Regions from separate parts of the Mus musculus genome. Here region 2 is linked to region 1. Evidence: chromatin contacts called from ENCODE Hi-C or POLR2A ChIA-PET data. All regions are on one chromosome and are shown on one strand. Each heading gives the region's core, a stretch centred on a gene start or an enhancer-like site at or near the end of the contact. The rest is flanking DNA. Distances are from core to core; before and after follow the strand shown.

Region 1 (4,471 bases), core at 429-2,928:
TCCCTTCCTTTCTCCCTTCCTTTCTTCCTTGAGACAGGTCTCTCTCTGTGACCCTGGCTGTCCTGGAACTTGTATGTACACCAGACTGGCCTCAAATGCAGGGATTCGCCTGTCTCTGCCTCCCTAGTTCTGGGATTAAAGGCATGCACCACCACGTCTAGTTCTCTAGTTCTCTTCTATTTCTTCCTGTGATAAAAACCAGGCGTCTCCAAGCCTGTTTGCCGTGCACACATTCTCAAGCCTGGGTGCTGTGTAAGTGAAGAATGGGCCCACTACTGGGTTTAGCCAGTATCCCTTCCTGCCTTCTTAGCCTCCTCTCCATCTCTCTCTCTTCCTGCCTTCCCCCTTTTTCTTTTATTCCTTTTGGGCTCTGAGATGTACTCAGCTACTGAGCTACACTCCCAGGCTTCCCCTCCTGGTACCTTTCTTTGATGAATTGCTCTCTCAAGGCAATTATGTGATTTCAGTTTGTTGTAAGTTTCTCCTTAAAGATGAGCTTGCAACTGAGTCCTGGCAGCTTACCTTCACAGTGGCTCATCTGAGGGCTGATGGAGACAGTGGAGACAAAGATAATTGGATAATTAATTGGAGCCCTTGTAGCTTTTAGCTTTAGGGAAGGCTTAATCCCGGGACTGGGTGATATATTTAAGGACCCAGGGTCACAGTGTCTCTCTTCTGCCTTTAGTCTTGTATTTATCCGGGCTTCTCCCAGTGGGAGCATGCCCCTCTTGTGTACTAAACAGGACCCAGCCTGATTGTACCTATCCACTAGAGAATACAGAGCTAGGGCTTTTTGTTTGTTTGTATTTTGAAACCCTGTTTCTCATGCTGGCTTGGAACTTGCTATGTAGTGGCTGGTGGCTTTGAACTCCTTATCCTCTTGTCACTGGGATTTTAGTGGTAATATGGCTTTGGTTGAAATCAAGGCCCTTCTGTCCCCAAGCTCCCCCACACTCTCACCAGTAAAGAGGAGTGAAAGGAGGATGAGGAGGCTCACTCGTGAAGCACTTGCTACATGAGCAGGAGAACCCCTTAAAGGTAGAAAGAGTGAAGCAACTCCACAACGATGTCCTCTGACCTCACGGAACCACACACACACACACACACACACACACACACACACACACACACACACACACAGGTACATGCATATACTCACATGCAAGTACACACACATGCATGCATGCACGTTCATACACACATACACTCACACATGCACACACACACGTACATACACACACACACGCACACACACACACGTACATGCACACCTACACAAAGAATAAATTACAATTAGAAAAAAGAAGAGTGGATTGATTTTGGAACCCTTAACCACAGAATTTCATATTCCTTTCTATTAAAATTTCCTTTTAGCTATTCTATTTAAAATTCCCAGGACTTATTTCTGTTCTTTTCTTTGATGGCTGCTTTATGGTTTTATGAATGTAATGGCGTTAAAATGTCCCCTTTCCTAGCCGTTCTGTTCTTTGTGTTCTCTGTTTGGGTCGGTCTGCTCACCTTTTGTTTACTGGTTCTTTTAGCCAGCAGTGTATCTGGGTGGTTCAGAGCTGGCCTCAGGAAATGGCTGCCCCTGTTCACATTCCATCCCCGCCCAGCTGCTGCACAAACCCCCGGCTCCAGTTTCTTTACCTCCCCGTGACTCAGCTTCCTGTGAACGGAGATGATAGTACAAGCTGGCTCGGAGGCTCCTTAGCCTCCACGTACTGCACTCAAAAAGCTGCCAGGACTGCACCAGGCCCCAGCCCTCAGTAGCTGTTTACTATCCATTTTTTCTTTCTTCCTCCTCTTCCTCCTCCTCCTCCTCCTCTCGATCCTCTTCTTTCTCCTCCCCCTCCTCCTCTTCCGCTTCTTTTTTCTTCTCCTCTTCCCTCTCCTCTTCTTCTGTCCCTGTCCCCACTCCCCACCCCCATGTAGTGCTGGGGGTCAAACTCAGGACCTTGTGCATTCTAGGCAATTCTATTGAGCCACACCCCTAGGCTCCCTCCCTCCCTCCTTCTGTTTCATTATGTAGAATGGGCTGGTCTCTAACTCTAGATTGTCCTTCCTCAGCCTCCCAAGTGCTGGCATTATAGGCATGTACTACCAAGCTTGGTGTTATTGTTTTGTGCTTGTTTGTTTGTTTGTTTGTTTGTTTTAAATTAGGGTCATGTAGCAGGTCCTGATCCCCCAATCTTCCTGCCTCCACCCTCTGAGTGTGGGATTACAGACTTGCATTTCTACACCCAATTCATCTTTCACTGACTTTACAACCTCTCTCTCTGCTCTTTCTCCTTCACCATCTAGTAACTGATCTTTATGCAAGTGGTCCCTGTGGCAGGAGGTGAGATAGCTATTGCTCTTCAAGATGGGCTGAACATCCCACCACTCTGGTATTTAAATACTTGGTTCCCAGTTGGGGGCTGTTTGATTAAGAGTGTGGCCTTCAAAGGGTGGATACTTCGTTCCTTCCTAGAATAGGGAACAAAATACCCCATGGAAGGAGTTACAAAGACAAAGTTCAGAGCTGAGATGGAAGGAAGGACCATCCAGAGACTGCCCCACCTGGGGATCCATCCCATATACAACCACCAAACCCAGACACTATTGCAGATGCCAGCAAGATTCTGCTGACAGGACCCTGATATAGCTGTTTCTGGTGAGGCTAGGCCAGTGCCTGGCAAATACAGAAGTGGATGCTCACGGTCATCTATTGTATGGAACACAGGGCCCCCAATGGAGGAGCTAGAGAAAATACCCAAGGAGCTGAAGGGGTCGGCAACCCTATAGGAGGATCAACAATATGAACTAACCAGTAGCCCCCAGAACTGTGTCTCTAGTTGCATATGTAGCAGAGGATGGCCTAGGCGGCCATCAATGGGAGGAGAGGCCCTTGGTCTTGCGAAGATCATATGCTCCAGTACAGGGAAATGCCAGGGCCAGAAAGCAGGAGGGGGTGGGTTGGGGAGCAGGGCTGGGGGAGGGTATAGGGGACCATAGCATTTGAATTGTAAATGAAGAAAATATCTAATAATAAAAAAAGGAGTGTGGTCTTGCTGGAAGAGGTGTGTTGTTGGGATTGGCTTTGATGTTCCAAAAGATTCATGCTTCCTGTTTTGGATCCAGGTATGAGAGCTCAGTTGCCCCCCCAGGACCTTCAAAAAATCTAGCCAGCAAAGAGCCCCACACCTCTAATGCAAAAAACCCTGGTATCTGAAGGAGGAGGAAGCAGAGGGCTCTGGCGCCCTCTGGGGGAGGCTGGAGGCTCTGCACAAACACTGCAAAAACTGGCTGGGGCTCCTTCACAGGAGCCCAGAGCCTGAGTAGGAGAAATGAATGGACTTAGTAATGAATCTGTAGTATTTACCCAGTTACAAAGCTGGTTCTCTGTCTTGCTTAATGGCTGGAGCAACCAGTAGCCACCTTGGACCATGAGTAGAAGCATTCATTGAATATAGCTGACTGGAAACAAAGGAGTCCAGTTTCAAAATGATCAAGTTGCCAGATACATGGCAGCACACAGCTGTAATCCAAGCACTAAGAAAGCTGAGGCAAGAAGATCACAAGTTCAAGGCCACCCAGGGACTATGTAATAAATCTCTATTTTAACCCATTCACACGCAAACATAAGCTGTATGCCAGTGCTAACTTGAGACACATTCTGGTTTATTTATACTGCTGCTATTTGGAGGTTTGGGTTTTGTAGCCAATTTTCCCCCTTTTATTGAAAATGGGTTCTTTTCTCGTATAAATATTCTGATTATGGTTTCCCCTCCTTCCCCTCCTCCCTTATCATCTGGATCCACTCCCTTTCTGTGTCTTATTAGAAAAGAACAGACTTCTGAGAGATAACAACCAAACTTATCAAAATAAGATTTAATAAAACAAAAGCCATCACCCGAGACTGGACCAGGCAACTCAAGAGAAGGCAGAAGAATCAGAGACCCACTTGTTTACACACTCAGGAGTTCCATAAAATCCTAAGCTAGAAGCTGTACCATATCCACAGAGGACCTGTGTGGCCCCGGGTAGGCCCTGTGCTTGCTGCTTTGGTCTCTGTGAGGTCACACGAGCTTTGCTCTCCTGGTCCTGTCCCGTCTGCCTTCTATTATCTTTCCCTCCTCTTCTGTAGGCTTCCCTGAGCTCTGAGGGGAGGGAGTTGATGGAGACATCTCCTTTGGAGTTGAGCGTTCCAAAGTCTCTCGCTCTCTTTGCATGATGTCTGGCTAGGGGTCTTTATTGTTCTCATCTGCTGCAGGAGGAAGTTTCTCTCACGATGGCTGAACAAGACACAGATCTATGAGTATAGCAGAATACCATTAGGAGTCACTTGATTACTACTTTAAAGAAGACAAAGTAGTATTCAGCTTTACCCTAGGTCCCTGGGCTATCTAGGCTCTGACTCTTGGTCACCTAAACAAGGTTACCATTGGTGGCATGGACCTTAAGCTAAATTAGACATTGGTTGGCTGCT
Region 2 (4,772 bases), core at 1,575-4,074, 46 kb before region 1:
CATGAGATTACTCTCTTGGGCTTCCTGTGGCTTGAACTCAAAGTTAGCCAACTCTAACCTTCAGTCCCGGTTCTGCACCCCCTCCCAATCCCACCCCCACCCCCGTGGCTCCTCAGCAGCTTCACCTAACCTCAAGTTCAGGTCAGTGTTTAGTCCTCTGTTGCAGTCTATCTTCGTGGTCACACACTCGCCAAGCCAGGCTCACCCTCTAAGCAAACTTCTTAGCTATTACACCACCTCGCCTCTTGGGGTAAGGGGACTTTTAGTGTTCCAGTGATCAAGGCACAGCCCTAAAGCGGGTCTCCATGTGTCCTTACCCCGAGAAAGGGGTGCTGCTGTGAAAACTAGCACGTTCTTGTGTCCCCACCGAAGGGTGCACCCTCAGTTGGAAAGAAAGTCGATGGCTGCCCGCACAGAGCGATTGGTGCTGACATCCACGGCAGTGACCTTAATCTCAGTATCGCCAAACTGCATGGCAGCACGGATCTCACGGCGGCTGGGGGATGTGCCTGTGTTTTCCGGGCAGCCTTCAGGCTCAAGCTCCAGGCTGAGTGCACCACACTTGCGCACACCAGGGTCAGTGATGAAGCGCGCATCCTCCGCAGCGCAGCAGTACAGATTGATGAGCACACGCCGCTGGCCCGGGCGCGCAGGACAGTAGCTGCGCCTTACCTCCTCTCCTAGGGCCACCGACTGCTCTGCTGCTACGAAGCGCTCAAAGACATCCGTGCACCAGCGGCGCCCATCCCGAACCAGCAATTTCTCGGGTGGGTGGTGGCCAGGCACAAAACGATTGAGCACGCCCACACCATAAGTGAGGGGGGAGCGGCGCACTCGCACCACACCGGGTGCCTGGCCGAAGAGCACTGCTCCCTTGAGGATGGTGAGGCCCACGTCATGCGGGACCACAACGCGCAGGCCACGAGTGCCCAGGGCTTCCTGCACCGCGTGCTGCAGCACCGCCGACTCCGCAAAGCCGCCCACCAGGAATAGCAACTTCACACCCTGCACCTCAGGCTTAGCCAGCAGCATCTCTGCATGGCAGGGACAGGTTTGGGATGGGGTTCAGAAAGAGAGGGAAGAAGACAGTCACTAGGGCCCATCATTTCACCATCTCTGCTGCTGCCTCCACTAGTACTCTGGTTTGGTTTTTCAAGACAGGGTTTCTTTGTGTAACAGAGTCCTGGCTGCCCTGGAACTCTCTTTGTAGATCTGGCTGGCCTCAAACTCACAGAAATCCACCTGCCTCTGCTTCCTGAGAGCTGGTATCAAAGACATGTGCCACCATGCCCTTGCCCCACTGGTACTTTAATACCTAAAAACCAGGTATTAACTAGTAACCTTTTTCTCTCTCTCTCTCTCTCTCTCCTTTTTTTTTTTTTTTTTTTTTTTTGGTTTTTGGTTTTTTCGAGACAGGGTTTCTCAGTATAGCCCTGGCTGTCCTGGAACTCACTTTGTAGACCAGGCTGGCCTCGAACTCAGAAATCCACCTGCCTCTGCCTCCTGAGTGCTGGGATTAAAGGCGTGCACCCAAGGTTTCTGGCACTCATCAGTGGTCCTGACAGCCCCCAACACCCTACTCCTTTGCTACGTCTTCATCCTGCAAAGGGCTAGGAATGTATTCACACTGACCAGGATAGTGTCCACTCTACACACTATCAGCTCATTTAACCCCATTTACACAATGGGGAAATGGAGGGACCAGGCCTCCTTTAGCTTGGCAGAACTAATCACCATATGTTGTTTGTTCCAGATACTATAGATGATTCTGGGATTCATCCTAGGGTAAGGATGTATGGTGGTTTCCAGGCATAAAGGAGAGAATTTTTTCCCCAAGCCTAAAGTTGGTGATGAGTAGGGCTCCGTGCACTCACCTATGTGTTGGATGATCCCACTGACCGTGGGTTGAAACAGCTCATTCATAGCCTCACAGGACATCCGGAGCATCCCCTGTGAGGACCACTTCACGAGGTTCACACTGTGGGTGGTGAAGGAGACACAGGTTGGCCCCCGCTGTTTGCTGCCACTTCTAGACAGGGGTCCTTGTTCCCTACCCATAGCTCCATGGAAATCCTGTTGGGAATGCCCAACAGGAAATGCAGATGTGATTGTTCGCATGGTGTATAAAGGGGTGGACACAAACTCTTCTCTATCCCACTCTGCTGTCTGCTTGGCTTATGCGACTCATGCGTGAGATGGCAGAACAACTTACCCTTACTTCAAAACAGAGGAGCCAAGAACATTGAGTGATGGGGCTGGGACGGGGAAGATTAAATTTGCAGCCTCTATCCCTTATGACACCACTCTGGGCTGCCAATTCCTGACTGCTGGTGGACCTGCCCTACCACCCAGTATTCACACCCCTGTCGCTGGCTGTCTAGCATGGTGTATGTGTGTGTAATTAACCACCCTGGGGCCCACGACTCTCCCTTTCAAGAGCAGGCCACATTAGCAAACGCTGCCTGAGCCTTCGTGAACCTGTGCCCACCTGCTCCTGCGCAGGGCGGTCTCCACATTGTGCCCTCGTTGCTTGCGGTAGAAGTCAATGAAAGAGAAAGGAAGCGAAATGTTGAGCGCCCCCGCACGGTGCGGGCCTGCCGTGCGTTTGCGGGCCTCGAAGGCAATGGTTAGATCCACCCAAGCTGCTGGCCGTTGCCTTTTGAATTTGGCAATGAAGTCCTCCCCGAATATGCGGCAGAGCAGCTGCTCAAAGGCCAAGTCCACGCCTACTGCTCCATAGGGACCGCCTGCAGCGGGGTAGGAGATAGAGAGGGTGTCATTACCAGAGAGGCCACCAGGGGACCTGTGCGAGCTGGGCGGCAAGGGTACTTGCTGGTCTACTTGCCAGAAGCCTTGTAGAGCTCCTTGAGGGTCCCGTGAGGCTGCTCCAACTGGTGTACCGTCAGGTCCACAGTGCCACCCCCGCAGTCGGCCACCATGTAGCGGTCTCCTGTGCCGGTCAATACAGGGGAACATTAAGGGCCCGTCGGGGCTCACAGAGACTGAACCACCAACCAGGGAGCATGCATGGGACTAGGCCCTCTACACATATGTAGCAGTTGTATATAGCTTGGTCTTCATGTGGGACTCTTAGCAGCGGAGCAGTTGCCTGCCTTTAGGACCCTTTCCCCCTCCTGGGCTGCCTTGTCCAGCCTCAATGGGAGAAGATGCACCTAGTCTTACTGCAACTGGATATGTCAAGGCTGGTGGATATCCGTGGGAGGCTCCCCTTTTCTGAAGAGAAAGAGGAAGAGTGGAGGAGGGGAGGGAAGGTGGGGGGCACTGGGAGGTGAGGAGAGAGCTTCAGTAGGAATGTAAAGTAGATAATTTTAAAAATTTAAGAGCCTGTCTCTCACCTTCAGTCTTACACTGCCCCCACCCCAGCCTCCAGCCCTGCTCCAGGTTCCAAGCACAGCTCTGGGAGACAGTGTGGAAAGGGGAAGGAGCTGGAGGGCTTCATCTCAAGCTCCCAAATAAAGATGCAGAGTGTGCAAGGGGGATGATTTGAGGGCTGAACATGGAACCGAATCTCCTGAAGGAATGAGTTAGGGGTGCAGCTGTGAGTAGGATGGGGTGCAGCGGACTGAGGGAAGGGGTAAGCTTCACAAATGTACCCTTGCCCCAGGCCCCCAAAGGTTCTCTGGGTGGTCTGAGGTGTTCCTTCACACCCTGCTGCCTCACCTTCTTGCATCTCTGCCCACAGCTCTCCCACACCGGCCTCCACCAGGAAAGTTCGGCTGTGGCGAGACCTACGCAGCTGCTCCCGGGCTGAGGTTGGGCACAGCAAGAGAGTGAGGTTAGGAGCTATCAGCCTCAACCCTGTCCTTACCACAGCTGTCCAGAGCACTGCAACAAGAATGACCCCAAGCCCCAGGCACTAGAAGCATTTCTGTGATCCAGAAGAGTAGACCTTGGTACAATCAGGCCCAAGTGACCTCGAAGAATCCTGGGTGGTACATGTCTCCAAGTGTCCCAGGGAAGTAAGTTCAGGGCTTGGGGCCGCTCCCTGCCAGGGAGATCACATTTAGGAGGAAGACCAACACTGACTACAGTTGTCCTTGGGCTCAGTGCCTGGGTCTGGCTGCAAGAACGTTGGCCACTGAGGGTCAGGGTGGGACAGGGCTGATGTGTGGGGTAACAGTTGAAGGGTGGCTGTTTAAAGAAAAGCCTCTGAAGAGCAGGTTGGGGCCCAGCCTGTCCCCTTGTTAGTGTCCATTGAACACCTGCCCCCAAGGCAGTTTGTGTCTCCCTGGCCCTCAGACTCTGCTTTCCTGGTCAAAAGGGAGATTGTCCTCAACCTAAGGTCCTGGAGCCAGGGCAGTGGCCTCCCCCTGCACCACCCTCCCCTCCCCCATCCCTCAAGTCTACCAGGGACATTTCTGCCTCTGCCTCTGCTTGGGTTCCCTCAGGACGATGACTCCCTCTTCTTCATCCTACATAGAACCTCCAGTTTCCTTGACTCTCTGACCTTCCAAGGGCACTTGCCATCAAACCCAGCATGAGGCAGTAACCCTGGGGCAGCTTACCATGTCGAAAGCTGGAGTCGATAGACCTCCGCTCACCCAGGCGCCCACGGCCTGCAGTCCGGCTACTCAGGTCCATGAGCTGGTGCAGGCGAAGTTTCCGACAGTAGACAGAGGCAGCCTCAGGCTCCAGGGCAATGAGGAGTTTCTCTGCATCCTCTCGAGACACCAAGCCAGCCTGGGGATAAGAGGTGGTAGCCAGCACCATAGACAGTCATATAAGATGGCGCTCTGGGGCCTGGCTGCTCT

Evidence for each region. A loop is a pair of places that touch in the nucleus more often than their neighbours do. ChIA-PET counts read pairs that join two places held with the same protein, here RNA polymerase II (POLR2A).
Region 2: a loop to region 1 is called in a map of heart, with 8 times the contacts of the local background. The contact joins two enhancer-like sites. A Hi-C loop is called at or near these places in 18 of 37 maps with a recorded cell type or tissue (adrenal gland, gastrocnemius, heart and 4 more). POLR2A ChIA-PET finds 5 or more read pairs at or near these places in 3 of 5 experiments (Patski and embryonic stem cell).

What each region holds. Positions count from the first base shown.
Region 1 is chr2:131,093,823-131,098,293 of GRCm38, reverse strand. No RefSeq gene overlaps it. Among named protein-coding and RNA genes, the nearest start is that of Gm30378, 7.4 kb to the left of the region's middle. Within about 2 kb of position 1,678, at least 1 of the 3 ENCODE cell types and tissues checked has a DNase peak (open chromatin) inside an H3K27ac peak, as active enhancers do; it is heart, where a contact is called at or near this core.
Region 2 is chr2:131,140,828-131,145,599 of GRCm38, reverse strand. It overlaps Hspa12b (heat shock protein 12B), which reads right to left. Exons shown (of 13, transcript NM_028306.3): 8 at 4,527-4,701; 9 at 3,682-3,768; 10 at 2,846-2,950; 11 at 2,489-2,747; 12 at 1,875-1,978; 13 at 1-1,034. The coding sequence ends at 382. Among named protein-coding and RNA genes, the nearest start is that of Gm14232, 14 kb to the left of the region's middle. Within about 2 kb of position 2,824, at least 1 of the 3 ENCODE cell types and tissues checked has a DNase peak (open chromatin) inside an H3K27ac peak, as active enhancers do; it is heart, where a contact is called at or near this core.